2 separate regions of the Mus musculus genome follow, and region 1 is linked to region 2. A link is a loop called in an ENCODE intact Hi-C map of the cell type or tissue named here. Cell type or tissue: left cerebral cortex. All regions are shown on one strand. Links, peaks and the distances in the headings refer to the core of each region. The heading gives the core; the rest is flanking DNA. Region 1 overlaps Hspa12a (heat shock protein 12A). Region 2 has its middle 8.3 kb from the start of Mir3086.

Evidence for each region. A loop is a pair of places that touch in the nucleus more often than their neighbours do. Peaks named below come from ENCODE experiments on the same cell type or tissue, not always from the same donor. Only the 100,000 strongest peaks of a DNase experiment are listed, where the experiment ranks them.
Region 1: a loop joins it to region 2, with 3 times the contacts of the local background. A loop is called at or near these places in 4 of 42 quality-filtered maps.

The regions. Positions count from the first base shown.
Region 1 is chr19:58,813,037-58,829,145 of GRCm38, forward strand. It overlaps Hspa12a (heat shock protein 12A), which reads right to left. Exons shown (of 12, transcript NM_175199.3): 2 at 15,217-15,302; 3 at 14,520-14,644; 4 at 12,215-12,401; 5 at 9,028-9,132; 6 at 7,964-8,080. Among named protein-coding and RNA genes, the nearest start is that of Gm41877, 27 kb to the left of the region's middle. In left cerebral cortex, for the core only: no CTCF peak of the experiment used is centred there; DNase peaks (open chromatin) are centred at 3,571, 4,289, 4,581, 4,644 and 8 more places; H3K27ac peaks cover 6,802 bases.
Region 2 is chr19:58,895,419-58,911,527 of GRCm38, forward strand. It overlaps a transcript of Hspa12a not described here. Among named protein-coding and RNA genes, the nearest start is that of Mir3086, 8.3 kb to the right of the region's middle. In left cerebral cortex, for the core only: CTCF peaks have their summits at 8,828 (motif pointing left) and 11,444; DNase peaks (open chromatin) are centred at 8,797 and 11,447.

The sequences.
Region 1 (16,109 bases), core at 2,924-10,923, 84 kb before region 2:
ATGTGAGTGTGTGTGGTACACGTGTGCGTTTGCATGTGTGTGTAATGCACAGAGGTGGGAAGCCAGCTTCAGGTGTCCTCCTCCACTGCCCTCCACCTCTCCTTTGTGAGGCAGGCTCTCACTGAATCTGGAGCTCAGCATCTCAGCTAGGCTGGCTAGAGAGCTCCAGGGATGCATCTGCCTCTCCCCCCTCCCTAGTAGTGGGGCTATAGGCATAGCTGCCATGTCTGGCTTTTACAGGGTTTCTAGAGATCCAAATTTAGATCCTCATGTATACAACATGCACCTTACCTACTATACCAAGTTCTCAGCCCCACAAAATCTTTACATGGAAATTGTACTCAAGGGCTTAAGTCCTGGGAGATAAAACCTGGGTTTGTGTGTGGCTGACGATTAGCAAGATGGTCTCTTCCTCTCAGAGCCTAACATTGAAAGGACACCTCTGGGGACTTGGGGAGATGGTTCACAGGAAAAAGCATTTGCTGCTCTTACAGAGCACGGGAGTTTCACTCCCTGCATCTACAGCAACTCACAGCCACCTGTCACTGTAACCCCAGCAAATCCTAGGCCCTGTTTTGCTACTGCTGGGTACGGTAGTCACATACACAGACACACAGACACACACAGACACACAGGCACACAGACACACAGACATACACAGACACACAGACACACACACACACACACACACACACATATATATATATACATAATTAAAAATACACTCTTTTATAAAAAATCAGACATAGACCGGGTGTGGCAGTGCATACCTTTCATTTTAGCATGAAAGAGACAAAAACAGGTAAATCTCTGTGAATTTAATGCCAGCCTGGTCGACAGAGCTAGTCCTAGGATATCTGGAGCTACATAATAGAGAGATTGTCTCTAAAACAACAACAAAAAGACATGCCCAGGATAATGGAGTCTGCCCCAAACGGTAGAGGCCATGCACACATTGAGGGGCTGGCTTGGTTTCACAGCAATGCCTGTGACCCATTTCCACAGGGGCCCTCACTGCAACTATGAGAAGATACACAGGAAAAAAAAAACAGAGGTGAAGGTGTGTACCCCACTCCAGAAAGGAGGGGCCACCATGATGACATGAAGTCTGGGTGGTGTCACAGGTCTGGGTCGTGTGTCGTCCCCCCCCACCCCCCGCATAGGCTCATCTGCATGGTGGTTTGAATATGATGGACCCAGGGAGTGGCACTATTTGGAGGTGTGGCCTTATTGGAGTAGGTGTGGCCTCGCTGGATTGGGAGTGGTTTTGTTTGAGTGGGTGTGGCTTTGTTGGAGTAGGTTTGTCATTGTGGGTGTGGGCTTTAAGACCCTTGTCCTAGCTTCTGGCTATTATAAATAAGGCTGCTATAAACATAGTGGAGCAGGATCCATGGCTCCAGATATGTATGTAGCAGAGGGAGGGGAAACCTTTGGCCCTGGGGAGGTTTGATGCACCAGAGTAGGTGGATCCTAGAGCGATGGGCCAGGTGAATGTGGGTGGGTAGGGAAGCACTCTCATAAAGGCAAAGGGGAGTGGGGAAGGCATATGTGAGATAGGGGGTTGGTGGAGGGGTAACCAGGAAGTGGGATATCACTTGAGATATAATGAATGGAATGATTAATAGTAATAATATTAAAAAGACCCTTTTCCTAGCTGCCTGGAAGCAAGTCTTCTCTTGTTTGCCTTTGGAACAAAATGTAGAACTCTCAGCTCCTCCTATGCCATGCCTGTCTGGGTGCTGGCATGCTCCTGCCTTGATGATAATGGACTGAACCTCTGAACCTGTAAGCCAGCCGCTATTAAATGTCCTTATACGAGTTACCATGGTCATGGTGTCTGTTCCCGGCAGTAAAACCCAAACTAAGACACCCTGGTTGGTGACTGGTGTTTGAGAAAGCTGTGGAGCCCTTGGCGGCAGGACCTTGCTAGGGGAGGGAAGCATGTCCCAGAGGGCAGGGCTGAGATGTTCAGACTTCCGCCTGTCCTCCTGTCTGCTCTCACTGATCCGTGTTCAGGATGTACTCTCTAGGATTCTCAGCCCTGAGTTGCCACCTCCCCACCAGGACAGGCTCTTGTCCTTCCAGATCACTGAACTCAGGTGAACTTTCTCTACAAGCTTCCTTCGGTTGTGGTGTTTTATCACAGCAACAGAAAGGCAATCAATATAGTAACCATACCCCATTCGTTTGTTCCAGCCCCCGTCGTCACATTAGCCAAGAGACCAAGGAGCTTTGTGGCTGCCAGTGAGCTCCTATGGAGCCATAATGGAGAGCTGTGGGAAGTGACTCTTCAAAGCGCTGCAGGGGTCAGCTGACTCTGTACAAATATTTCTATTTTTCCAGGAGGATCTGGGAACCACTCATGCGCCCCCAGGGACAGGAAGAGATGGAATAGAACTGCCTAGGCCTTCAAAATCCTAGACAGCTTCATCTCTGGCAGGAGAGCCTGGGCTCAGATACTTAGAACCACGCTCATACAAACTCCTTGGCCCAGAGATCAGTGAGCCCAGGGTTTCTCTGCCTTTGGAGCTGGTACTCTGGAGTTACTATTCCTGTGTGAGCGCCTCTCTACTGGGAGGCAGGCATAGGGGGTAGTTTAGCCACCTGGGACTCCACTCAGCTTGGGCTATGTGTGTGCACGCACGCCTGCATGCACATACTTGACAGCCTAGATCCTTCATCTGCACACATACTCCTCTCTGAACAGCGCACCTAGCAACGTGTTAGCAACAGAGGCCTGCACACTGCGCTGAGCAGCACACACATTGTGCTTGTAGCAATGGAATAAGTTTTCACCCTAAAGACCATCAAACTTAGAGTCAATTCAGTTGCTTATGTCTGGGCACAGCAAGCAGGAAGGCCAATCCGACCTGGACAAGTTTGGGGTACGTGCACAATAAGGCTAACTATGTCCTCAGAGTGAACATTCAGAGACATTCCTGCATTTATCATCTTATGGCTATGCCTAGTTGGGTTGTGTATATGATTTAAAAACCAAATGCTTTATGGGAAGGGACAGGCACAGTAGAGAAACAGGCATAAGGCTTCATCTGTCAGTACAATAGATAAAACCATGAAAACTACCTCCTAGTGATCAAATGTGTCTTCATTTGGGCATGAATATATACAGCCAATCTTAAGAGTATATTCCTTTTAAATGTTTTATTTTGAGTAAAGCTTTCTGGCTGCTTTGTGACTCTGCCTTTCTTTCTTGCATGAGACACCAGAGCTCGGAAACCAGTCCGTACCCTAACCACCAGTAACACTGGCACTGCTACCGGGCACTTCGGTCTGCCTCCGACTATGTAGAGTTGGTACAGACACATCAAGCCTCTGCACTGGGCTCTGCGCTCCCTAAGCACAACAGGGAGGTCTTCTCACTCTGTAGCAGGTCTCAGTTGCTGAAGTAGTGACTCAACCCCTTCTCCAGCCAGCCGCCTTCTTCTGCGCTCTCCTGGCCCTGGTCTCTGTTGAACTGAGCATGCGCATTCTGTAGGAGGGCCCCGGGCGTCCTGAAATGTGTGCAAACCTGCAGCATGCTACCCCACTTACTCCTCCGGGATCTAAAACTGCCTGGTGGGAGCTAAATTTTAAAGCCCTTCTGGAATTGTGAGATCCACTCAGGAGGTGTGGGCGACTGAACTGCTCTCCGGGGAGCCCACAGAAGTGGCTGTTTACCCCAACTACTCAGCTCCTCGGTCCTTTGCAATCTGCCAGGAAAACCAGCCAAGAGACTTCGTCCACACATGAGAAAGACGGCCAGGCCAGCTACATGTTCTACCGGGCTGCCGTCGAGTCCCAGCTGCCCCAGATGGGAGTCGTACATGCACTTAGGTTTCCCCTGATAGGGTTATTATTCACTGCAGCCTGTCCAGGCAGGAAGTTACACGCTGCGTCTCCATGTCAAATGAGGTCACTGTACATGGGAGTATCATTTATTTAAGAGGCTTCTGGAACTCACCAGGGTTACACATTTTATGCAAAATGCCTCTAAAATAAAACTGGACAATTTCCTGTCCACGGTCCTCTGAGATTTAGCCTTCCCCCTTCCTCTCCCCTGCCCGCCCCGTCTTCTCTTTCCCTCCCTCCCTCCCTCCTAGATCTTTCCTGAAGGCCTCATATGAACAATCCAGTGTCCTTTCTGCTCTTCAAGGATCCATAGCCGTCCAGAGTGTGCAAATCCTAAGGGATTGAGATTTGGCACATTCTTTCTCCCACGACTGAGACCAGCAACCTAGGGAAGGTCTCCGGACAAAACAGGTCTGTGTGCACAACTCTGCAGCCCTCGAGGGCACCGACTCAAGCGGAGGCCCTAGACCTAGTCCAGACTAGAGGATGCTCTGCCAAGATCATCCTAGCTCTTCTCTCTCTGAGTCTCCTTCCCTCCCTCTGGCAGGTGAACGTAACAAAAACTTGTACTAAGAAAGCCTCCTAAAAACTTGAAGGAGGGCCTCTGTGTTCCCCACGCGAGCAGAATGGCCGCCCAGCTTCCCTACTAGTGTTCTGCTGGTACACTAGTTCTGCTTCATTCGAAGGTCACTCCTGTGGGAGAGCTGGCAGGCAGCTACCACGGTGTAGGAGGAAGCAAATGCTCATCTGATTAAGGTCCTTTCATGGAGATCGACAGATACCCTGTGAGCGTTCCCAGAAGACACTGGGCTCAGAACACTTGTTTTGCTTATGAACTGCATAAACCAGGGTTCTCCAGGGAAACGATACACGCAGGGTACTCAACACACGCAGCAAGAGATGTCTTACAAGGATTTGGCTCACGATTACAAAGCCTGATGAGTCCCAAGATCCAGGAGATCTGGCTGGGTAGCTCCTGTCTGAAGGTCACGGGCTCACAACCCAAGAAGAGCTGATGTTTCCATCGGAATCCAAAGGGAAGAAAAGAAAGAATACATGTCCCAGCTGAAAGGCAAGCAGGAAGGATTTCTTCCCGCTCAGAGAAGGGGCAGCTCTTTGCCCTGTTCAGCCTTCAGTTGGCTAGAACAGGCCCATCCGTGTAACAGAGTCACCCGCTTACTCCGGGCAGCTAAATGGTGACGTTCAAATCATCCTTATAGGAACACCAAGAGCATTATTTTTAACCAAACACCTGGACAAACTCTGACCCACTTGAGCTGACCCACAAAATTAACTTTCCAGGACTGAATCTTCCTCATGCTACAGTTTAAAAGGCAGAGGGGTGCGGTGAAGAGATGTCATGTGCTGTACCCCCACTCTTCCTGGAACTCTTCCTGAAGGCAAGCTGAAGACACCGCAGACCAACCATTCCCTGTGTGTATCCTCTAAGTTCCTATCTGTAAGCCATTGGGCCCCATGAGCAACCTGAGGACCCTAATTCAGCTGGGCCATTCTATCCAGTGCCTTTCAGAGCCTGGCACACAGGGGCCCCAGTGTAAGGGCCTAATGAAGAAATGAGTAAAAAAAAAAAAAAAATCAAAGACTAGCCAAACAAACAAAGTGGCTATAAAGGACCCACCACCAAAGAAAAGTTAACCTGACTTAGAAGACAGTCTCAATGTCCTGCATGCCTCTGAGCAAACCAATCCTCCTGCCTCAGCCTTCTAAGTACTGAGATTACAGGGATCAGCCACCACCCCTGGCTTGTAAGGCCATCTTTATTCCACCAAGGACACTATGCCCTTCCTTGTCGGATTTTTCTCCTGAGACTCTGAAGGGTGACTCCACCCCTTGTCCTACCCACTCAGAGACTCCATCCTAGGAAGAGCCAGGCCAGAGCTGCCCGGACTAACAAATTGACCAACCACGCACCTCTCTTTTTATTCCAGTCTAAAAATAAGATCTGACCCCTCTACAGGTCATACATTTGCTGCTGAAGCCTTCCTGTGGGCTGGGGAGTTCGAGCTGAGGCCATGAAGTTTGCATATCCTTCCTGAGAACTGTTCAGAGCACAGTGCAGTATGGGCAAATGGTCAAGTCCCGACGGCCCACCCCTGAACACACCCATCTTTGGACACACCCTGAAGGCTTATGCCCAGGGCTCCTGTGAACAACTAAGGTGCGTCTGCATCCTTCTCTTCTTAAAGGTTTGCCTCCTTCTGCAACTTCCTGCCTCTTACTTCAGCCCTATAAAAGCAAATCTATTTTTGGCAGCTTCATACATAGAGCCAGATTCTCACCGCACAGAGGAGGGGGAGAGCAGAGGAAACAGCCCCGGAAAGGGGACTGTGAGCGGAGGATAATCCGCCCTTGACCTTGAACAAGCTGAGCTCTGGGAGCTGCGTTGGGTAAAGCCCTAAGTACTGAACAGAGCCTGTGGTGCTCAAACTCACGGGGCCACATTACCACCTGCTGGGGATCAGGGTGCTTCGGTGACTCTTGGTAGGAAAGGATCATATACATGGCTACTGGCTTGATGTCACAAGTCTGCCTCCTGAGAAAAAGTGGGTATGGTGTCTCTTGGGAGGTCTTATGAGGACAGAGGACAAGGAGACATCTAAGGCACTGATGACGTGCCAGCCCTGGCTAGGACTGAGATTAAAGACCAAACCCTGACTCTCAAGGCAGAGTACTGTTCCAGGCTCATCAAAAGCCAGCTCGGCTGGGGACAGGGACAGACCACAGAAGACTGCTTGGCACAGTTATCTGTGATGGTAGGGAGGCCGCATTGGTACGTTTCTTGCAGCTAGCAGAAAACACCTGACAGAAGTAGTTCAAAGATGGCAGGATTTATTTTGGCCCCAGGTTTGGGAGTACAGTCTGGTCACGGTCATGGAGGGAAAGGCATGGTAGCGGGAACCTGAGGCAGAGGCTCACACTGCACCGCCAGGAAGCAGGAAGAATGAATGTTGGTGCCTGGCTCCCTTTCTCCAGCTTAGTCAGCCTAGGATTCCTGCTCATGAGAGGTGCCTCCTGCTGTAAGATGGATCTTCCCACATCAACTATGGCCAGAAATTTCCTCACAGACATGCCTTAATGTTTGTCTCCTGGAAGATTCCAGATCTTGTCAAGCTGGCCATCAGTATCAACCATCAGAGAGGCTGTGAACATCTACGGCATGGGTGAACTCTTGATAGCTGGTCACCAATCTTGGGAGAGAGAGTCTTGGCTCTGAGGGTGACAGGTTCACCATGGAGCTGCCCTAGTGTGGGAGCCTGACAGCACTCGGTATGTTAGCCCTTACCCTTCTCGGAGAGTCCACATGCTTCTAGATGGCCCTGACGGGCAAGTAAGCAGAGGGCGGTCCAGTTCCCAGAGGCAGGTGGCCACTGTCAGCCTCCTGGCCAAGCTGAATCCTTGCCTCTACTCCCTTCTTATATAAATGTTCTTGCTTCCAAGGCTTTTCCTGAAGTTTTTCATGATCTTTCATATCTACAGGAAATGTCTCTGAGCCACAGCTTGAAATCCAGTCCCCAAAATTTACAGTGGAACCATGACCCAGACACATGAATCCAGAGGGAGGGATGAGAGAGAGAGGATGGGGGAGAGAGGATGGGGGAGAGGGAGACAGAGAGGGAGGGGAGAGGGAGAGAGGAAGGGAAGAGAGGGAGAGAGAGGAAGGGTGAGAGAGGGAAAGGGTGAGGGAGAGGGAGACAGAGAGGGAGGGGAGAAGAAGAGAGAGGGAAAGAGGGGGTAGAGGGGAAGAGGTAGAGAGGGAGAGAGAGAGAGAGGAGGAGGAGGAGGAGGAGGAGGAGGAGAGGAGAGTAGAGGGGGAGGGGAGGGGAGAGGGTGGAAGAGGGAGGAAGAAGGGGGAGAGGAGAGGGGAGAGGTGGGAGGGAGGAGAGTGGGGAAAAGGGGGGAGAGGAAGGGAGCCTGTTAGGCTGACCCAGGAAGCTGAGGCACAAGAAGACCCTTTACCCATGTCTCTTCCCATATTCCTTAGGAAGCTAGTGGATGCTGGGAGATATCTGAGCACAGTCACAGTTGCCACTGTGGGAATCTCAGCTCCTTCTCCTCTGCCCCCCCCCCCCACCACCATCCCAACGTCCCTCACCTGGTAGGCAGCTTCTCTCATGAACTGCTTGGCTGGTTGCTTCCAGATGGCAGGCACTGTGATGACCCATCTGACGTCAGAGTTCTCAAAGTCCGACCCTGCCTGGTCACTCAGTTCCTAATGCCGAGAAGAATAAGTGTAGAAGGTGAAGAGATGCTGCTGGCCCCCGGGACACCCCCCGGGACACCCCTCCTGTGGCTTTGCTGAGCAGTCAGTCCTTTACCAGGAACTCCAGAGGAGCCTGTGCCTACATCCCACACAGCAGTGTGGAGGCAGGGCGCCCCTGGGCTCTTCTCAATTATTTCATATGCACCCTATAAGGGAAGGGACTGATGACTCTGTGGATTTACCTATTATGAGCATTTCATACAAAGGGAAATAATTATATAATGAGGCTTTTATGTATTGTTTCTTTTATTTCGTATGATGTTCGAAAGGTTTATCTGACCGTGATATGCATCTGTATTTCATGTCTTTTTATGGCTGAGTAACATTCGGTTATCAATCATCTGACGGACATTTGACTTGTCTCCGCTTTTTAGTTTTTATAAATAACACTGCTATGAATTTTTCAATGTGAATAGTTTTATGTGCGTGTGATTTCATTTCCCTAGGAGTGGAATTGCTGGGTCATGTCTCTGTGTTTGTCTTTTTTAGGAACTGCCAAATCTGTTCCAAGATGCTGAACCGTTTCACCTTCCCACCAGCGTTGCCTAAGAACACATTCAGGAGCTGGAGAGATGACTGGGTAGTTGAAGAGCACTGACTGCTCTTCCAGAGGTCCTGAGTTCAAATCCCAGCAACCACATGGTGGCTCACAACCATCTGTAATGGGATCCGAAGCCCTCTTCTTGTGTGTCTGAAAATGGCTACAGTGTACTCATAAATAGAATAAATAATAAACCTTTAAAAAAAAAATTTAAAAAACATCAACAAAGGAACATACTCGACTGTTGTAACCTCAGAGCCCACATGCTCTCCCCGTAGGCTGCACCTCTGCCTCCCGGGCAGGTGCAGCAACCCAAGGTTGGCCTAACGTAAGGCTGACTGCCCCTAGGCTTTACCTTCAGAGCCTGCTCCTTGAAGTACTGCAGGGCGTAAGCGAAGATCTCGAGGGCTTTGACCTTCTTGCCATTTGCTGCTGTTAAGTCTGTGTCCATGGTGAGGTCCTACAGGGAGAAAGATGTGACCTTGGTTAAGAGGAACCATGCCTTTGGTTTGGGATGGCTGTTTGGAGACCAGAGGAATCCTGCTTCCCTATGTTGAAAGAGGCAGAGACAATGGCGTACCTCCTTACCCCTGCAAGGGACCAGGCAGTAATGTCTCCTTACTCTGTTAAAGCTCTGGGGGTTCTCCCCAGGCCCCACCTTCACTGTGTCCTCCTTCCTTCCCTCTCCTTCTCCCCTTCTTGGCTCCTCAGGAGCAGGAGCCTCTGGCCCATAGCAAGTCCTGGGTATGGAGAGCAGGTGCCAAGTCCGGTGCAGTTCACATGCAACGTCCAGACATGGGTCACCCTTGGGAGCTCTGTGACAGCTTGATTCATGCCACTTCACTGCCAAGCGGGACGCTAACACACAGCAACCTCTCCTTCCCCGGCGAGCTGCCAGCCAAGTCACTAAAATAGAAGAGTTCCTATTTTAAGGCCGGTTCTGTCTAATCTGCTGAAAGCCAGGCAGGCATTGCTGCCTCTCTGGCTCTGCCAGAAGCCAAGGCAGCTACCGTACACGGTCCTCTGACAGGGGATACGGTGCAGAGGCCAGATGGTGGGTGGAAAGAGGTCATAAAAAAAAATCATGAGCAGGGTCCCCGGAGGCAGTGGGGGGAGGGATGGGTGGGTGTGGAAGGAAGCCTCTGGACTAACCCACTTTTCAGTGGGAGGAACAAATTAATCAGATTGATGTAGGCTAGATAGCCAGGCTTTGCCACTGTTTTGAGGCGGGGCCACGAGTTACTGATGGGTCTGTGTGGGGCCTTGGGTTATATCCTAAACCATCTGCTCATGTTCACTGCTCCCGGCCAGCGCCCCATTCTCCTGGTGCCCAGCTTCTAGATTCTCAGGCTCGGGGAGGCAGCAGAGTCCCGAGAAGCTACAGTTCTCCCCGTGCCTCCATTGCCCAATTCTGACAGTCAGCACTGCCTCCCATCTGAAAAAAAAAATGTGCGAGACCTTTTCATCCAGGAGAAATGCAACCTCACGTAAGCCTTGAGCCCTGGAGGGCGAGGTGCCAGTGGGGGTTTTCCTGCCTCCCCTTTGCTGTCTCCTCAAACGCCAATGGAAGCTACCATTCGACTACAACTTTCCTTCCTCTGGGGACATCATGCATGTATATCACTTCGATCCTTATACTCCCTGTGAACATAATCTTGTAACTGTCTCCATTTTAAAAAGGAGTGTGAGCTGGCCCTGGTGGTGTGGGCACACAAGTGTTGGCCCAATCCTTTGCCTGGGCAGTGATGGAGAGCTGGCCCTGGTGGCGTGGGCATGGGAGAGCAGGCAAGCTGACCAACTCAGCTACCACCCAGGTCCTGATCCAGGCCTTTGAGCTGGCTCACCCCAACATCTACCCAATCTCTGAACTGCTGGAGCATGTGAAGGGGCTGGTACTACAGATCCAAAGCTGCAGGGTCTCCATGACACAGGACAACAGGATATCCAAGAGGAGTCCCCGTGAGAATCCAAGATTGATGTGTAGCAGAAACCAGAGGCCTCAAATCAGACCAATGACTCACTGCAATGAACATCTGCAAGTAAAGTTGTTTGAGCAGAAGAGTGTACTGTTTGACAGACTGTGACATACCACAGTTTCCATGGCCAGATGGGTTTTTTTTTTGGGGGGGGGGATGGGGGAGGAGGCTACAGGATGGGAAGCAGATATGGAATGACCTGGAAATGAATGGGATTTGGTGTTCATGATGTAAAAAATCACAGAGTCAATTGAAAGTAGGCAAATAAATAGAATTTTGAAACGGAAGCACAGCGAGGTCTAGCAAGGTCATGTGGCTTGGACTAAGTGTCTTAGAGGAGTCAGGGGCGGCACTGAGACCCATGGCATGTGGCCAGAGCCTATGGTCTTCATCCAGTTTCCACCTTTCCCATGAAGCTTTGGGAAGGGGGTGCCTGTTTGACCTGGGCCACTCACAGAACACTGGCTTGCTCAGAGTTTTAGAAGTGAAGCTGATGGTCTGTCATTCAGCCCTCTAATAACTACCACACCCACTTAACTTCTTTCTTCACACACACAGAGGGTGGCCTGTCTGTTAGTACTGGTTTGCAGAGGAATTTTAATCCAGCAACATGGCTGCTCTGACAAGGGGGTCATATCCAAAGACTTTCTAGGTCTGTGTGATCTGTCTGGAATGACACAGCTTTAATCCCTATGGCTGGAATATAGACATGCCCTTAGGACACACCTTTCATCCCAAATAATGAAGGTAAAGTTAGTTTGTAGAAGAAAGCAGCCTGGTTTGAAAGTGACGTCTAGTTGAGAGGCAGACAAAGTGACAAATCAGAGATAGATTTGACAGAATGAGTCAGAGATGGAATATGTCCAACTCTCACAAGAACAGATAAGAAAGAGAGGCAGCTTTAGAAGGCAGTGCAGAGAGAGAGAGAGAGAGAGGGAGAGGGAGTGGGAGAGAGAGAAATTTTACAGAGACAGGTTCAGGTTGCAGGTGAGCAATTCAGTCAAAAGCTAAGAGAATGCTTGGAGAAGCATTTGGGCCAGGAACAGGCTGAATTGAACCAGCCAACCAGAGTTCAGAAAGAGTTAGAAAGTGTGAGCTTATTCAGCAGTAAGAATCTGAAACAATTACATCTGGCGAATAAAAGATGTTTTTACACTGGTAATTATTTCCAAACCGATCAGTTAATAAATAGCCTCAGCCCTGACCCACCTCCCCTACTTGGGTCTTCAGCCACGAGTTGGTCTCAGTGGGTAGAGGGGCCTCTGATCTTTCAACAGCCCCTTGGGCAGCAAGAGGGCAGCACCTTGCACCCATGTCACAGCTGGGATGCTCTCTGGCCTGTCAATTTCCTAAACAAAACAAACAACTAAATACTCCCAACAACTCCTCCCCACACCCAACAGCAGGATGCACTGTGAGCCCACAAATAGATGTGAGGAGCCTTCCAGGCTATTCCAAGACCTAGTTAGATGGCCATTAACCTCTTTTTAGGAGAAACCCAGGGAATCAAGTGGAAGACTCCCTACACTGCAGTCCCTTGCTCCCCCTCTAAAGAGACCAACTCACCCCTGTGGTGTGGAGTTTCATCTTGAACTTCTCCAAGTACAGCCATTGCTTGGCCTCACTGGGGTCCAGGTCATGGTAGAAGTCCCTGGCAGCGTACCCAAAGCTGTGGAACTTCCTCTCTGGTGTCAGCAAGATGGTGGTCGGGGTCTTCTGGTTGGAAACACCAGGGTCACCTCCTTCCCATCTCCTGTCACCAAGGAAAAGCAGAAGTTACAGGTCTTTGAAAACCCCCAGTCTAGTCAGCACAGTGGAGCAGAGTATCTACTGTTTACATCTGTCATTGATGTGAGAGCTCAGACTCACTCTGTATCAATTGACTAACATCTAGACACGCCTCAGTTAGAAGGAGAAGGGGCAAGAACCAGGTTCTTACTCAAGACAAGTTTTGCATTCACTTTTTACTCAAGTGTTTGCTGAGCAGCTATATGCTGGTGACACATGGGTACAGTGCTTATCGTATTTCAACCTTCCAATAAGCCTGGTAGGCCATATACTGTTTTATTTTTCATTTTCAAGCACTCAGCAGCTGATATAAGTACATAACCAGCTGGATTCCTCTTCTAAATAAGACCTTTTTGGACAAATACAGCAAGACATGCCTGACCGGATAAAAAGAGGGAGCCCAGGGACATGATCTGAGGGTCCAGGGAAAGCAGAAGCAACAGCTGGTGGGGCCCAGGAGAGATCTCAGAAGAAAGGTCACTTCAGGCTGCTTTAGGTGAGCTGGCCCAGGTGGTTAAGTGATGGCTTTGGTCAGGCAAAGCCTAGAAGATGTGCACACAAGAAGATATGCTGTGCACACAAGAAGAGTGAGGGATGGGCTGGGACAGCAGTGGAACCGGGCTGGAAAGATCTGTGAATAACGGGAACAGGTACAAGTCTAACAACAGATCAGGGACGCTGCTGTTGAGCCCAAAGGCAGGTAGGTGCAGAGGTCATGCCTCGCCTGGGGCAGAGCTGAGAGAGACTCAGGAAGAGAGAGGAGAAAGCCAAAAAGACCAGAGAGGGCCGAGGCAGCCAATGGCTATGGTAATGAGGAGCACAGAGGACCCAGGAAGGGGGAGCTCAGATAGCCATTTGGGGTGCTGGGGAGGAGGCAGCTACAGGTAGGGAGCATCCAGAAGAAAGAACGCATGCATGGAAAAGAAGGAGGGGCCCCAGACAGCTTCCATAGCCCAGTGACAGCCATGGTGACAAGATGGGGATCTCCTGAGGAGGAGACACAGGGCCAGAGGAGGAAACCCGTGGGCAGACACAGACATGCAGGGGGGCAGGGCTGGGGTTGGCTCAACCCTAGGGTGGGAAGGGCAGGTTGCTCATGGTTCCTTTCCCCTCTCTCCGGGCTCCTGCCCTCCAGAAGCCAGGGCTGCCAGGAGCCTGCACTGTTCCCTTCCCTGCCAGGCCTAGACCTGGGAGCAGCCTTAGTGCCAGACATGGGCCCAGTCGCTGCTGCCCCGGCTGAGTTCTAACCTGTTCTAACGTGTTCATGCCACATCCAGCATGAGAAGGTCTGCACAGAGCAGATGGGTGCCTCCCATCTTGAGGATCTTCCACTGAGATACCTGTGGCACTGTCTCTGGCCAGACTTCCAGTCAAGTTGCGAGTTCCCCCATCAGCTAAGTGCCTCAGACTTGCTGTGAGTCACTTTTTCAATGACTTTAGACAAACACTAATGTCTCACTCTGAGGTTGATCACTGAATCCCCAGGGACATTGTCCCATGGGACCCCAAGGACAGTGGTGAAAACACTAAGGATGCCCCAGGGCATTTTGGCTTTGGGGTCACCAGGCTGAGGTCCACCCTTCTCTGCTTTTCCAGGGGCTGGGTGTTTTCTGCACAAGGACAGGTGGACACCTTCCTGCTCATATCTTTCATGTATGCTGATTTACTCCATAGAAAATCTCATTAAATTTGCACAAAGAACACATGAGGCAGATACCGCCTTTATCCCCAACTCTAGAGTGAGGAAACAGAGGTGTAGCAGGTTCAATAATTGCCTGAGGTCACCAGAAAGTGGCTAGCCCTTGGATCACCTGTATCACAGGAACTATATAGGGTCCCTGCTGGCTCCTCTGGAATTACTCTACCTGGGATTAAATTGTCCTGCACAGCCCCTCCCTATACTATGTAAGAGTTAACCCAATGATTGACAGATGGAAACCTGTAGTCTGGACGTTGGCAAGTAGCACAGGGAATCTCGACCTGAATCAGGATGCTCTCCCACACACCAGTGACTAGCCTACCCACAAGCCCACACAAGTGTGGTACCCAGGCCACCTGGTGCCCCTTCCCCTGCCACACTCACCGCATCACGTGGATACATTCTGGCTCCTTGGTAAAGCTGTAGGCATAGCCACTGGACGTGGTCCCAAAGTCGATGGCCACCACCACGAGAAAGGTCTGCTGCTCAGAGACGGGGTCAGCATCGTTCTGAAAGTGCATGGGGAGCCACGGGAGGGTGAGGGCCAGGCCTCGTCTTGAGGAGGAAATCTCCACCCTGCCCAGTTTGGCACTCACTGCAGGCAGACTGCCCTGCTCGAGCAGGTCAGCTCCAGCTCCCATCTGAGAGAGAGAGGCTTGCAGAGAAATGAAAGCAGCCCTGACTGGCTGAGGGTGCCCCCTGCAGATGGTTCCCTTCATTAGCTGAGCGAGCATACCTGCTAACTATGGAAATGCTACCCGCCATGGGGCAGAAGCCCATGTCTCCTACCACTGCAGAAGCCCTGCCACCACTCTAGGCTCTCAAAAGCTGATCCCCCCAAGCTCACACTGCTCTCCAGGCTAGTGCCTCTGCATCCACCAGGCACACCTCAGAAAGCTTTCCCAGGCCCAGGATAGGAAGCAGGCAAAGTGCATTTGCTTCCACCACAGATGTGCACACAACAGGGGGAGGTGAGCGGCTTGCCTAGTGAAGGCAGCTAATACATGCACACACACATGCATACACACACACACACACACACACACACACACACACACACGCAAACACTCACATTTCTTACCAAGATATGGGAAGGGGACAGAGGTGTTATTCCTGTGTCCCCGAGACTCCTGGCCGGAGAGGAATATGTAGATGTGGGGGCTGTTTCTGAAAGGAAAGACAAAAATTAGCTTCTTAAAAGTGACGCAGGCCAGCCCAGGGAGCAGGAAAGAGGCCAGTGTGGCTTTGTTCCTACACTACACACACAGGTTCTAAACAGTCTGCTACCATACCGCACAGGGCAGTCCCCAGCCTGGAAGTCAGGATGTCCCTGCCCAGGCCACTAACCCTTGCACTTGGCCTTTAGAGCTTGAACAAGTGGATGTTTTGCCCCTTTTCTCTAAGTGACCACCAGGCCTGTCACTGCCACCCTCCCTCGCCTCTAACCCCCCATTAAGGAGGAGACACTGCTCTGTTCCCAGAAGGGCTCAGCTCTGTAATGTGGACTCCACAGTGGACCAGCACAGCCTGTGTCACGTGCAGGAGAGTGTGGTCCTCTGAGCAAAGCACTTATCACCTTCATCGGAGCAGCCGCGGTAGCTTGTGGGAGCCCACCCCAATGGGACTATAGTCCCTCATAGAGCTAGGGATTGGGGGTGGGTATCACAGGACCTGAGACTCAGTCTTCCCTCCCAACATTTGTTTATGATTCTGCCCTAATCGCAGTAGCCTTGGAGGCTGGGGAAGCTCTGGAGTACACAGGCTGGGAAACATTACGGGAGCGGCTCCTCTCGCGTGGCCATGGAGAAGCCATCATCCCATACTGGGTATGGGATTTTCTAGTGTGCCTGCTTCGTGGTCACTCATGTTCCTGTGAGCAACCCCTTACCCATGTTCTGTGTGCCTAATTACCTCACTGGTTCCCCAGTCTGCCCTTTAGAGGGACCATGTCACTGGAACTTCAGATTACTTATG
Region 2 (16,109 bases), core at 4,295-12,294:
TTTCTATCCAGTTCATGAACCGGTCCATGGATCAGTGCCACCCACAATGGACAGGTCTTCTTGTTCCAATGAACCTAATCAAGATAATGCCCAACAGGCACCATCAGAGGCCTCTCTTCCCGGTGGTTCTCAGTTTGACAGCTGAGATTTACCACACTACTCATACAATAAAATACATTTGCTGCCCTGGCCCTCAAGGACCCAGATCCCATCCCCCTGACAGACCTTCCAATCCACAAGCTTACCCCTGACTTATATAGACTCTGTCTCGCTGCTCCCTGCCTGCCATGCTTGCCATGCAAAGGGGTCTTTGAAGAGTTTTAGTAGCACACAGCCCTGTTCCCTTGCTCTGCAGAGGTTAGCTCCCACACTGACACTTTCCCTACTTGCTGGCATATGGTTTTTTCCTTCCTACTTGCCTGTGAGCCCTGACACCTGACACAAGAGTTAACCTCATTCGTCTCTCATTTAGCTTGTAAACTCAGAACTCCACAAAGAGTTTTGGTTGATGAATGAATGAAAGAGTGACTGAGTGGATGGGTTTTAACAAATGAATTTGGAAGATCAGATGTGGCTTAGAGTTGATGCCTGTGAGACAGACCCCTTCTCTCCTCGGTGCTTTTAGGGTTGCAGAAAGAAAGAGAGAGAGAGAGAGAGAGGGAGGGAGGGAGGGAGGGAGGGAGGGAGGGAGGGAGGAAGGAAGGAAGGAAGGAAGGAAGGAAGGAAGGAAGGAAGGAAGGAAGGAAGGAAGGAAGGAAGGAAGGGCTAGGGCTGTATATATCAGTAGAACAACTGCCTACCACACACAAAGCCTGGGGTCAATCCCCACTGCCCAGCTGTAGTGGTGCAAGAGACTAATCCCAACACGTTGGCGATAGAAGCAAGCTCATCCTGGGCTGCATAGTAGGTTCAAAGCCAGTCTGGGACACAATGAAAGGAAAGAAAGGAAGAAAATGAGGGAGGGAGCTCAGAATTGCTGCCTGGATTCTGGCCAAAGCTGCCATCTGGCTCTCCCTCAGAACCTCCTCTTCCATGGAGGTGTTTGACAGGTGCATGCTCCCTCCCACACACACACACGTACACACAGAGGGAGAGGGGAGAGAGAGAGAGAGAGAGAGAGAGAGAGAGAGAGAGAGAGAGAGAGAGAGAGAGAGAAAGAGAGAGAGAGCCTGTCCTCTGAGCACTGCCATTCTTGCTCTTCCTTCTTTCTCCCTGCAGTCCTGACCCTATTCTCCCCCTACTGTGCCCTGTGAACACTGACCTAAATCCCCACCCAAGAATCAGTCTGATTCATCCACATCCTTCCTGCCCACATGGACTGCTTGGCCAGCTCTGCTACAGGGTCCCAGCCTTCTGCCCCTGCCTTCCTTCTTCTATGGCCTAGAGATGTCCTTGTTCACCCCCCCTCCACACACATTGGGGGAGAAATCATTCTGCAGTGACAAAGGGGGTTCTAGAGAAGAAATGTCGACTGAGCCAGCCCAGGAGGCCCCAGGAGACTCCCTGGGCCTGGACCCCACGAGGGAACTGGACATGTGGAACAGCTCAGCCTTGCTTTCACCACGGCCTTGAACCCTGGAGAACTGAGGAGGAGCACAAGGCATTTGCCAGGATGTTATGTGCCCGACACATTTTCTTAGATAGGACGCAGAGCTCTTGTACACTTGGGGCCAGGATTCAAACAGGATCTAAAACACCATTCTCAAAGAAAAATGTTCCATCTTCATTTATAATTAAAGAAATGTAAATTCAAATCAATGAGGTATTTTTCATCTGTCTTGACAGCGATCATTTGTATCTGACCATTTGCGTCTCCTGGGAAAATGCTAATGCGGGTCCCTTCCCCCTCCCCATGCAACACAGACAACCACATATACTTATACATTCTCTTGTACACTCCAGGAACAAGATTCTCACAGACTCAAATACTCATGCACAACCATATACATGCACACAGCAGTATACAATCTAATACACTTACACACACCTGTGTATACTCTTCATTCATTCACACTCAATACACATTCAAACTCTCACTGTCACATCCACCCCGACCAGCAGGAAAGACGCAACACCACATTGTCCTTCTTCAAGCAGGTTTTTTCAGGAACACTTCGCATTGCAATGCAGGAACTGGAATCCTCCGAACAACCCCGGGGCATGCCTTAAATACCCTACTGACTCCTCCCAATCACCCCAGTTATGTAACAGCAGTCCATTGGTTCACAGCAAGTGACAACACCTCAGGCGAGCTGACGAGGCATGGCGTCTGCGCAGTGCAGGCGGCTGGGATGTGGCTAAGTCTGAGGTAATGAGGAAGTCAGGCACAGGTCATAAGACCTGGCAGCCATCCCGGGTGCCATCTTGGGGCCGCGGCCGCACCCGCTCCTCACATCTCCCCCTTATTTATTATTTTGGCAGAGAGAATGCCTGTCTTAAGTTGCCCCCTGCGATAATGCTCCTTACCCGTCATCAGGAGGACAGACAGCAGTGGTCTGGTCCCTGTCTTAGGTTGGTAACACCTCCAGGGAGTCTTACCCATCATTGACTACTTCTCTAGCATGCCAAGCCACACTTGAGAAGATTGTCCCAGCTCTAGGGCTGCAAAAGCCTAAATCAACAGTGCCTGCACATGGGTAAGCCTTTTTTTTGCATATGGCAAATGCACCACAGGGCCATTACTCCTGTGGCAATGAAGATGATTGCCGGCCCTCCTATGCCAGCCCATTCCTTGAGGTGCGATATTGCTGTGACAATGTGAACAATGGACTGTCGGAGATCCCTCAGCATACCATCAAGTTGACGTGACCAGTTCCCTGTGAGATCCACTCACATCAATACATCAACTTGTTCCTGCACTAGATCAACTCTCTGATTTAGCTCCTTACTCCTGCACCCCTTCACCATCATCAGTATTCCCAGGAGAATCAGCATCACACCTCTGGTCATCCTTCAGCATTCGAGTCAGTCGTTCAGGTACCCACAACGGCTGGCGGCGGTCCTGGGGAAACACACAAACAGACCCTCTCGCTCACACCAACACTGGATCTGGCCCATGCCATTGGCCATCCAATATATCCTTCCACATAAAAGTTCCCTTCTGAGATGCATCAGGATTACTGAGTCTCTCTGCAGCAGTACAATCAAATTTATCTTTATTTTAAAAATTAAGAGTAAATAAGGCTATAGAAAGGTTTTCCCAGGGAGTCGCCCCTAGGGCAACTCACCCTTTTTGTTTTATTAAGCATTCTTTTAAGGTACGATGAGCACATTCAATTATTCCCTGCCCCTGAGGGTCATAGGGAATACCATGTACAAGATGAACATCCATCATCTTTAAAAAGCTAACAAAAGTATTGGAAGTATAAGCAGGGCTATTATCAGTTTTTAATTCTTTGGGTTGACTCCAAGCGCCCCATGCTTCAAAGCAATGAGCTATGACATGACAGGCCTTTTCTCCAGTATGCAAAGAAGCAAAAATGACTCCGGAGGCAGTATCAATTGAAACATGAACAAACTGTAATTTTCCAAATTCAGCAAAATGAGTTACATCCATCTGCCAAACGTGTAGGGGGAGTAACCCTCGTGGGTTAACTCCAAAGGAGGGTTGAGGTAATAAAGGAGCGCAGGCCTGACAGGCCTTGACAATCTCCCTGGCCTCTGCTCGGGTGATCCCAAAGCGAGAGGCTAATGTTTTAGAATTTACATGAAATTTAGAATGAAAATCACGAGCAAGGTCGAGGGCAGGACATGCCAGAAATACAGCAGCTTGTTCTGCCTTATCCACTATGTCATTATCCAATGGACCTGGTAACCCAGTATGAGCTCGGATATGCTGAACAAAGAAGGGGGAGGATCTATGTAATAGCAAATTTTGTAATTTACTTAATAAGTCCCCAATGCTGGACCTAAGATTCACCCTACCAACCACCTCCAAGATAGCAAGAGCATTAACCACATATTGACTATCTGATATTAAATTAAAGGCCCCTGAATGTTGTTCAAAAACCTTAGTCACAATCTGTAATTCTATAACTTGCAGTGAGGCAGGGGGGAATTGTAAAACTATAGGCACAGAGCCTTGAACTAAATAGGCTCCGCATCCTGACTTTGATCCATCTATAAAAATTAGAGGAGCCCCTTTCAATGGTACTAGAGAGGTAATTACAGGAAAAATTATCGGGTGAGCTTTACACAACTGTAAAATAGGATCTTTGGGAAAATGATTATCTATCTTGCCTAAAAAACTGCATCTTAAAACTGCCCAGTCATCTACAGTGGCAGGCAACACTTCAACTTGTCTACTATCATATGGTACAATAATTTCATCAGGAGGGGTGCCAAAATGCTGCACGCATTGCTGTAAACCCAGCAATGCCAATTGGGCAACCGAGGCAGGATAATAGGATAACACTTTGGCGGGGGAAATTTTAGGATGGATCCATAATAAAGGAGCCCCTAGCCAAAGGGCTCCAGTAGGTTGATTTTCTGATGGCAAAATACATAATGATATAGGAAGATCAACCTCTCTCCTCTTTAAAGCAGCAATTTGAATAGCCTTCTCTATAACTTTAAGGCTTCCCTTCCTTCTTCTGTAAGAACTCTCTCTGAATCCAGGGCTGTCGCTCCTGGCAAGATGTCATAAAGAGGTTGCAATTGCTTATTTGTTAGACCCAGATAGGCCTAACCCATTGAATATCTCCTAGCAACTTTTGAAAATCATTTAAAGTCCTTAGATGATCAGTTCTGATTTGAATCTTCTGTGGAGTTATATATCTTTCTGTTATTTTGCTTCCTAAATAATGGATGACCTTACCCTTCTGCACCTTTTCAGGGGCTACAACCAATTGCTTTTCTTTTAATTTTTGGATAACTTTAATTGTCTCACTCCGAGAACCTCAATAGTCCCTAATCAGGGAACCTAATAGTCTCTAACCGAGAACTTGAATCGTCCCACTTACCTGGGAGCTTTCCAGCCAGCTACCCTGACCTCTTGAAGTTCTGGACCCGCAGCACTCTCGCAAAGCAGAAGTCCCTGTATGGGTTCCACAACTTGTCACATCCACCCCGACCAGCAGGAAAGACGCAACACCACATTGTCCTTCTTCAAGCAGGTTTATTCAGGAACACTTCGAATTGCAATGCAGGAACAGGAATCCCCTGAACAACCCCGGGGCACGCCTTAAATACTCTACTGACTCCTCCCAATCACCCCAGTCACTTAACAGCGGTCCATTGGTTCACAGCAAGTGAGGACACCTCAGGCGAGCTGACAAGGCATGGCATCTGTGCAGTGCAGGTGGCTGGGATGTGGCTAAGTCTGAGGTAATGAGGAAGTCAGGTGCAGGTCATAAGACCTGGCAACTGTCCTGGGCGCCATCTTGGGATGGCGGCCATACCCGCTAACTACACAATAGCACCCAAGCACAAGCATTATCACATTCACACCCAGGAACACTCTGGCACACCCATTCTCACTGGCTCACTCTCAGGCATGTACATACTCACACAAGCATACAATCATGTAAATGCACACAAAGCACACTTGCCATCACACTTGTTCACCCACACTTGACATATTCACACACACACACACACACACCAACCATTCAAATTCACAGGTCATACACACACACATTGTCACACCAACATATATATATCCACACACTCCTCTGAATTCATGAACTCACACAGGTAAACACTGTCACACTAACACATTTATTCATACACCCAAACTTATACTCTTGTGTACACTCACACACAGCTGCTCATACAGATGCACTCGTTTGCACACTCACACACAGTTCATACAGATGCACTCATGTGCACATTCACAGCTCATACAGATGCACTCATGTGCACACTCACAGCTCATACAGATGTACTCATGTGCACACTCACAGCTCATACAGATGCACTCATGTGCACACTCACACATGGCTCATAGAGATGCACTCATGTGCACACTCACACACAGCTCATACAGATGCACTCATGTGCACACTCACAGCTCATGCAGATGCACTCATGTGCACACTCACACACAGCTCATACAGATGCACTCATGTGCACACTCACAGCTCATGCAGATGCACTCATGTGCACACTCACAGCTCATACAGATATACTCATAGCTCTCTCCAGTCACGCACAGACTCATACACCATGTCACACACTCACTCGCTCACATTTTCTCATTTTCTTTCCATATCTCACACTCAATGGACTTTCACATTCTCCCTCTCCCTCCTCCTCCTCCTTTCCCTTGTTCTCCCTCCCTCCTCCCCCTCAGGAGTATGTGTACTCAACCTCCCTCACCCCCTCCACACATTCAGCTCTGCAGACTTAGGTGGAAGGTTCTAGCACATCACTAAAATTCATCTCATTGGGAGAGAATGAAGTGGGGGGACACAAAGTGGTTTTCACACACACCTCCCTTTTATTATCTTCCTATTTGTTGTGAATATGAACAGCTTATCTAAAAGCTTAAAAGGTTTGTTGGTGCCTAACTTCTTGAGTTCTTTATATACTTTGGATATTAGCCCTCTGTCAGATGTGGGGTTGATGAAGTCCTTTTCCCAATCTGTAGGCTGCCGTTTTGTCCTATTGACAGTGCCCTTTGCCTTACAGAAGCTTTTCAGTCTCAAGAGGTCCCGTCTATTAATTGTTGATCTTAGTGACATGAGCTGTTGGTGCTCTGTTCAGAAATTAGATACCAACAACCCAAATAATGCAATTTAAAAATGGGATAGAACTAAACAGAGAATTCTCAACAAAGGTATCTAGAATGGCCAAGAAGCACTTAAAGAAATGTTCAAAGTCCTTAGTTATCAGGGAAATGCAAATCAAAACAACTCTGAGCTTCTACCTTACACCCGTCAGAATAGCTAAGATCAAACACTCAAGTTGGCACACACTGGCGAGGATGTGGAGAAAGGGGAACACTCCTCCATTGCTGGTGCGAGTGCAAGCTGGTACCACCACTCTGGAAATCAGTCTGGTGGTTGCTCAGAAAATTGGGAAACAGTTCTACTTCAAGATCCAGCAATACCATTACAGAGCATGTACCCAAAAGATGCCCCACCATCCCACAAGGACACTTGCTCAACTATGTTCATAGCAGTTTTATGAAACACCTCAGATGCCCCTCAATGGAAGAATGAATAAAGAAAACATGGTACATTTACACAATGGAATACTACCCAGCTATTAAAAACCAGGAAATCATAAAATTTGCAGGCAAATGATTGAACTAGAAAATATCATCCTGAATGAGATAACCCAGACCCAGGAAGACATCCATGGTATGTACTCACTTATAAGTGGATATCAGCCAGAAAATACAGGATAACCTTGGTACAATTCAGAGACCCAAAGAAGCTAAGCAAACAGGAGAGCTCAAGGGAGGGTACTTGAATCTCACTCAGAGGGGAAATAAAAAAGACACTGGGTGTGGATGGAGAGAGGGACCTGGTGGGAGACGGGGTAAGGAGGGGACTGGGGGTGAGGATCAGATATGGGGATAACAGGGGTTGGGGGTGAAAGGGTTGGGAGTGAGAAGGGAAATCAGTGGTGGGGGAGCATCTCTGGGAAGTGCCTTAGACCCAGGATGGGGAAGCTCCTGGGAGGATGTGGGGGTGACCCTAGCTGAGACTCCTCGCAGCAGGGAATATGGGGAGTGAAGTGGTCACCTCATGTAGCCAGGCAGGACTTCCAGTGGAAGGAGGGGGGCAACAAGCCACACACACAACCTTCCACCCAAAATCTGTCCTGACTACAGATGTGCAGGAATACAGATGGAGCTGAGATTGGGGGAATGGCCAACCAATGACTGGCCCAACTTGAGACCCATCCCATGGGAGAGAGCCAACCCCTGACACATTAATGATACTGTTATGCTTGCAGACAGGAGCCTAGTGTAACTGTCCTCAGAGGTTCCGCCCAGCAGCTCACCCAAAAAAAGGCGGAGTCCCACAGCTAAACATCAGGCAAAGCTCCAGGAATCTTGTGGAGGAGTGGAGGGAAGGATTGGGACCCAGAGTGGTCAAGGACACCACGAGAATACCTACAGAGCCTGGGACCATGGGGGCTCACAGAGACCGAGCCACCAACCAAAGAGTATGCATGGGCTGGACTTAGGCCCCCTACACATATGTAGCCGAGGTGAGGTTTGGTCTTCATGTGGGTCCCCTCACAATTGTAGCAGTGGCTGTCTCTGACTCTGTTGCCTATCTTTGGTCCCCTTCCCCTAGCTGCCTTGTTAGACCTCAGTGAGAGAGGATGGGCTTAGTCCACTTGTGATTAGATTTCTCAGGGTCGGGTGGTACCCAGGGGAGAAGGGGGGGAATGGGAGAAAGGTGTGGAAGGGTGGGACTAGGAGGGAAGGGAAGAAGGAACAGGGAGGCAGAGAGCTGCATGGCACAATATATTAAAATAGGGAGATGAAGGGGAGGGTCGTATAGTTCAGTAGATGGGACAGGGAGGGGAGCAGGACACTCATTGTTCCCTGTTAGGGCCCTGGAGCTGCAAGTCTCTAAGCCAAAGACACTGGGCTGCTGGGGCTGGAGCAGGAAGTAGGAGGGGCAGAGGCTGCAGCCAAATCCTTCTGCTGTGCCGCTGATGAAGTACAAACATACTAAGGAACATTCCAACGGGATAGGAAGAAACAGTAAGATAAACAGCTGTGCCGTGGTGCAAACTGGAAGCTGGAGGATACGTCCTGAGGAGGCTAGGCAATCAAGGTTCCCCTGCAAAATTCGAGTCCCTGATTTAGAGGCAGCGGGCTCGCAATGTCCTTCCAACACCGCCCTCTTGTGGTGCATCTGGTAACTGCATACAGCTCCACACAGTAATAGCGGCGATTTGAAACTGAATACAATTTAATCCTTAAGTGAAAAGAAGCGTCCTGTAAAAGAGGGCAGACCCCAATGCAAAAGTTTGTCCCTGGACTGTAATTTGTGATCTTTCTCCCAAGTAAATCTCCCCCAGGGTCAAACAGTTTTCCCTCCACAATACTTAAAACGTTATAGTGCTAAAAAGGACGAAAGGGATATTACATGGAAAAGCCTATTAGAAGCTGGTGAGCATCTCTCCAGATTCTGTGAATCCCTGTGCTCAAAGATATGTGAAAACACACAGAAATAGGGCTACCAAAGTCTTGTCGCCTCAATTTTGTTTTTTATCCTTGTTTTCTGTTTCAATAATATGCTGTGGTCAGACATCTGCACAATAAACACACAGTATGTCATCATTTTTAACATTCTGGAATTATTTTGCTGCCCTTTTCTGTTTTGGGAGGGGCGGAGGGGGGCAGGGTTTCTTTATGTACCCTTGGTTGTGCTGGAACTCATAAAGACCAGGCTGGCCTCAAATTCAGAGACACACCTGCCTCCTCTTACTGAGTCTTGGATTAAGGGTGTACACCACGTCCAAATTTTGCTGTTGCTTTTTGCTTTTTGGTTTGTGGTGCTAGGGATCAAACCCAGGGCCTCACACAAGTCCTCCACTACTGAGCTACACCCTTACTTTTTAAATAATTTTGATAGAGTCTCATTAAGTGACTTAAGCTAGCTTTGAACTCACTCTGTAGCCCTGAACTAAAATTCTCCTACCTCAGCCTCCTGTGGGGGGTGGAATTACAAATATGCCACCATGTCCACTTGTTTTGATTATAAAAGTTAACTCTGTGCACACCAATCGTGGTATGAGACAACCTTCCTGCTAAGGCCAGCACGCATGGAATTGGTATGGTGGGGTACCCGTCAATTACTTAAATTGTTGAGGAGCAGACATATAAAAGTGGGTTTGTGATCTTGATACAGAACACAAGAAGGGGAACTCTGGTTAGGTGTGACATGTGGTGTTTGCCTGGTGGAATACTATGCACCCATTATTCCAGTCACAAACACACCAATATGCAGGGAGGGTCACATAGCAAAGCAAAGGCTCACTACATTGTACATACAGATTGCCCTGCTTTAAAGTACAAAATTCATGTTTCATATGTCTTATCTTTATATTATATATAAAGAAACACACACACACACACACACACACACATGTTCCTGAAGGAAAAAAAATGTTTCTTCAAGAACACTCCTGCCACTCCTAGGAATCAGGAATGGGAGAGTATGGGAGAGTATTCACCCCTATATATTCTCTTTCTCTCTCTCTCTCTCTCTCTCTCTCTCTCTCTCTCTCTCTCTCTCTCTCACTCACTCACACACACACACCTGCACTGTGACTTATGTAATTAGCCTCTGTTGATGAAGGCTCAGGTGTTCCTCTATTAAGAACAAAGCTGCCACAGCTACTGCATTGGCTGCTTTTCTGTCATAGAATACAGGAACGACGGACAGGAAGAAAGACTTAGTTGGGCTCCTAGCTGCAGAGGGTTCCAGGAAGAGGACAGAGAGAATGTGACAGAAAACAGAGCCAGACAGAGCGTTTCAGAGGCCTGCTCCCTATCGACTCACTTCCTCCAGTGAGGCCCCACCTCCAGCATGTTCACCCTCCAGAGACAGTCCCACCATCTGGGGACATGAGACTGCTCGGCATGAACCCAGGAGCAGTGTTCCACACCCAAACCTTCATAGCCCCCTTGGATCTCAGGCACTGTAGATCCGTCTCTATATCTAAGTAGAACTCACAGAGGAAACTGCCCCATCAGTTCTTTGGGGGTGAGACCCAGAGTGTGTGGAGCAAGCCCTCTGACCCTGAGGCACGTCCCTGGTCCCTTGTCCACACTATCCACGGTAGTGACCACCATCACGTGGCCGATGGGAGGGGAGGAGTTGCCCCACTGCGTTTCTGAAGTGCCCAGGCTCTGACTCTGGCTGGGGAGGCGGGCAGTGGCTGTGCTCCATTTTCCACACTCTTGGTCAGGCTTAACAAACTCTCCACATGCATGTGTCTCTCTCACAACACTATCCCTGCTATTGCTGTTTTGTCAGCCTGATCCCTCCACAGCAGCCAGTGTGAGCCTCTGCCCACAGGCCCTGCTCACATCCAACCAGGGGCTCTGCTACATGCTGCAATCAACCCAACCCCGGCCGTGGTCTGCGCGGGGCTGTGTCGTCTGGTCCTTGACTGCATCTTCCAATCTCATACTTCCTTATAGTTCATATCTTCATTCTACTAAGGCTGAGTGCTGGCCAGCCTGCTGCTCCAGTTACAGTCTAGGCCTAGGGCCTCTGTACTTTCATTCCCTGCTTGGAATTCTGGTTCTCTCCAAAGCTGGAGGTCTCTTTCCTGTGTGCCTACATCTCAGTTTGAATGTCCCCCTTGGAGGAGCAGCTTCCACCCTATTCTGGGGGGGACTCTTCCTTCCAGGATGCTAGCCCCTCTAGCACAGCCCGAGAAGGCGTTCCACACCTACATGTCCACGCATCTTTGTGGTCCACAAACTATAGACTGTCTTGCCCCTGCTGTGACTGCAGCACCCAGGACAGGGCCTGCTTCGTGTTGCGTTTCTCCAAATGGCCACTGGGAGAAGTGAACCATCTTTTCCATAGACAGCATTATAAAGAAAACCCGACAGAATCTTTTCAGTGTTACGATTTGGGGGGGGGGGGGCTGGATTTGCAAATAGCTTATTATTCAGGGGGAGCAGTACACCCCACCCGCTGTACCTACTTCTTCAGAGAGAAGCAGAAAGGTTAATACGGCCCCGTCAGAGCAAAGGAGCCAATTAGTACAACTGCAATTCTGAAGAAGAATGGAGGTTAATTGCTTGGAGTCCACATGTCTCAAACGCCTAATGCTATATCATTATTTTTTTAGCTACATATTATTCATTTCATACACTTAAGTATTCCGCCTTATTACTAATTAGTAATTCCTTATCCTCAAATTTTGCCCAATGCAGGCTGTCACCATAGGGACTCCTCAGCCCCTATCTCCCCCTCCCAAGATAGAACAAGACTGTAGAGAACTTGGCACCTCCTGTCCCCCACTGCCACCTCCCGCTCCCACTGGCACCCCCCCCCCACCCGCCATTTTCACCTCTTCCCTTCTTGGGCATGGTTCCCCTGACTGCTTGTTCTTTCATCTCAGCCTCTAGCTTCACCCTCCTCCTCAGTCCTCAGCATTGACTGTGGCTCAGGGACTGGTCTGTGATTATCTATTAGTTGGGCCCAAGATGTGAATTCTTCTGGCTTGGAAGGCCTTGTTCTTTTGAACAGACCTGTCCCTTGGCACTCTGGACATGACATGCTCCTGGACCAGCGTTCCCCTGGGAACACAGTGACAGCAGCAAGAATTACAATGATGGGTGGATACACTTTTTAAACACGTCCAGGTCCTGGCACAGTGCAGAGGAGTTTCCACACGTGCTTGGATCCACACAAAAGCCATGGTTGGGCGTGCACGCTGACCACTGTGCTCACCAGCCGGGCTGCTCCAGGCACAGCCTTGACTGGGCTCTGGGTGGTCTAGCCTGTGGGAGGGTGCTTCCTCCATCAGTTCCTTCCAAGGCATCACCAGTTCCTAAGAGTCTGTCAGGTGCCCTGGGAGCTTGAGGACCCTTGTCCCTTTTTCAGCTAGATGCTTAGTAACCAACATTTTTTTAACAAAATCTCAAAGGTTCAGTTTTGCCAATAAAGACTCGGGACCCAGATGCTGGGGTGAACGCCTGCTAGCTCAGAGAGGCAGAGAGAGCACCCAGCCGACCTTCCTCCACAGCGGACACATTCTCAAAAGTCCTCTTCTCACATACCTGTCTTGAAAAATCTCTCAAATCAAATGTTCCGCCCTCCAACTTCCTGTGAGTGTCTCTGTCTGACCTCCTGACTTCCTCTTAGTCTGTATGTTTTTTTTTTCCTATGCTCACTTCCTGTCAACTGGTTGCTTGCTCTGCCTTTTGACCGATGGTTGACTTTATTTAAGCCTGTTCACAATAAACGGTTGACCACTTGGATTAAAGGCGTGGGTGCTAAGGACTGAACCGCACCGTAACTAGAAACAGATTTTTTACAGTAAATAACATAATCTCAGGGTTCATGGTGTGATCAGATATCCTGCAACACCAAATTCCTCCTTCTCCTTGTCTGGAACACCAAACACACTAAACACACCTGAATCCCAGCCTACCCTGGACTTGCTGGGAAGCTCTGCTCATTTCAGGATTTTCGGGGGAGACAGGACAGCAGGGGGAGGAAGCAGCTGTGGAAGCCTGCTGCACTTTCTCTTCCTGGGACAAAGATACATCTGATATAATGAGGGGTGGGGGTGGTAACCCACTCTCCTGTGGAATTAACAGTTGTGGATTATAAATTGTGTTCACCTCAAAGCAAGTTTGGATATATGTTCAGGAAACAAGAAATTGTCAAGAGTCCAGACATATTTAAAAAAAAAACAAAACCAAGACGGCTAGCCATCCCATGCAGGAGGTAGAGGCAGGAAGGTCGGGACTTAAATGGCAGCCTTGTCTACATAGAGAGGGTAGCATTGGCTATATGAGAATGGAGAAGAAGGAACTGATTGCTGCCAGAACTGAAAAGTGTGATGGTCAGACAGACCTCAGATAAGAGAATCGGTATTTGGAAAAACTGTGCAAATGAACTGACCATTAAAGAATAAAACTGCAAGATGTGAGGGGATGTCAGGAAGCAAGGGTGTGTAGACCAGGGGAAATGGCATGGCAGAGATGTGGCTAGAAACCTTCTAGAAGTTACCAAAGCTATCAAGCCCTAGGCCCAAAAATACAAGGTGAAGAACGAAATCCACACTTGGCCTATCCTACTGAAGCTGCTGAGCATCAGACACAGAGGACACTTTAACCGAGATCAGACAGAAAAGAAACGCCACCTTCTGAAGGCTTTTCTCTGCAAGTCTTCAGGAAGACTGCCAGACAGAAAGGAGAACAACACATGTGTATCAAGATGTTTGTGGGGGGCCGGGCAGTGGTGGTGCATACCTTTAATCCCAGCACTTGGGAGGCCGAGGCAGGCGGATTTCTGAGTTCAAGGTCAGCCTGGTCTACAGAGTGAGTTCCAGGACAGCCAGGACTACACAGAGAAACCCTGTCTTGAAAAACCAAAAAAAAAAAAAAAAAAAAAAGCTTGTGCCCGCATGTGACAGAATGCCTGGGAACAAGGTGGACTCTGAGTATTTGCATTTCAACATAAACGAGAAGAATTAAGCAATACTGAAAAAATAAATACCTCATATCTTCATATTAAAGTCTACAAGAAGCCAGAGCAGTGGAGAGAGTGTGTGTGCTGGTGTATGTGTGTGCTTGTGTGTGTGTATATGTGTATGCATGTATGTGTATATGTTTCCGTGTGTGCATGTGTGAATATGTATGGGTTTGTGTATGAATATGTGTGTATATGTGTGGTTTTGTGTGTATGTGTGTATTTGTATGTGATATGTACGTGTTTGTATGTGTATTTATGTGTGCATGTGTGTGTTTGTATGTATATGTGTATATATGTGTGTGTATGTGTGTACATGTGTACACGTGTTTCTGTGTGTGTATACATGAGTGCTTGTGTGTATGTTGCTGTGTGTATATGTGTATGTATGTGTTTGTGTGCCCATGTATGTGAATATGTGTATATGCCTGCCTGTGTATGTGTGCTTATGTGTATATGTGTGTGTGTTTATATGTGTGTGTGTGTGTGTGTGTGTTTAAAGAAATCCAAGAGTAGTGGGCAGTGACACACACCTGTAACCCTAGACTCAGGAGATGAAGGCTGAAGGATCAGGACTTTAAGGTTATCCTATGCTATACCATGACTTCAAGGACAGCCTGGGCAAAAAAAAAGAAAGAAAGAAAGAAAGAAAGAAAGAAAGAAAGAAAGAAAGAAAGAAAGAAGAAGACGGAGAAGAAGAAAAGAGAAGAGAAGAGAAGAAAGGAAAAGGAAAAAAAGAAAAGCTAAATATTTACAAAGTTAAGCATCCACCTCAGAATTTGAATAAAGCAAAATAAATGCAAAAGTTCTCCAGGTAGAGACCTTCACAAAATGCAAAATGGCTTCCTTTTTCCTTGCAGGGTTTCTGGTGTGGAAGGTCCACCCACCCACATTGCAGGCAGCTCAAACGCTGAGTTCCAATGGTATTTTGGGCACATGGCTATTTAATTAAAGTTAAACAATAGATTCTGCTTACTAAAGACAGGTACTGCTAGTTTTCCACTTATAGCAGTGAAATATGGCTTCCTTTTAAACTGTATTTGGGAAGAAGACAGAATTCAAAGGGAAATATGAAATAAATAATACTGTGGTTTTCTGTGGCAAAAGGTTATGTTTACACTGGAAGTCATAGTGCCTGTTGTTATGCAAATCAAAGAATTTATACACAACTCAAGATCAGGCTTTACAAATACAGCTTGTAGGGCATCTGAAGTCCTAGGTGCTTACTCAGAACTCAGTAAAGGTCGGTTATTATCAAGATCATAATTAGTAATAACTCTTTAATAATTAAAACGTAAGAAACGTAATTCAGATTATGGCTCTAAAAATAGCCCTGAGATAAATGACTAACCCCGTGGAGTGAGGTAGAGCAGGCTTCACAGCTACCTCTCCGTTCCCACACTTGGCCTCTTGCTGCCCTGGATGCCACACACACATCCCCACTCTCCATGTCCCTCACCTTCACCAGCACAAGCGCCTCAATGTAGACAAACACAGGGGGCGCAAGACTGACTGCCCGGGCTTACAAAGCTGCTTCCTCCCCCCACCCCCACCCCCAACGAAAGCCTCACTTAACACAGGGCAGGAAATGAATCCCCACCCCTATGGTCGATTTTGCAATGTCCTAGCTAAGCTAAAGGGCAGAGATTTGGAGACAAGGCATCCAGTCCCCAAGAACTAAGACACTCAGTCCAGCCCACCCTCTCCTCGGAGGACGAGCAGGATCCGGAAGCAACTGAAGGGGTAGTCGCCCTGTACAGCTTCAGCAGAATCGTATTTGGCCACCAGAAAAGTGTCAATCTGTCCATTCATGCCCTCCCCCTTAAAGATGATTAGCAGTGGTAAGTACTCAGGGCCTTCGCCATGAAGACGTTTTTATTTCATTTTCCCAGGATGTGTCTGCTCTTGGTGATTCTTCTAGAGTTCCTCCCAGGAAATCCCACCGAAGTGAAACCCACCAGAGGGGAATGCTTT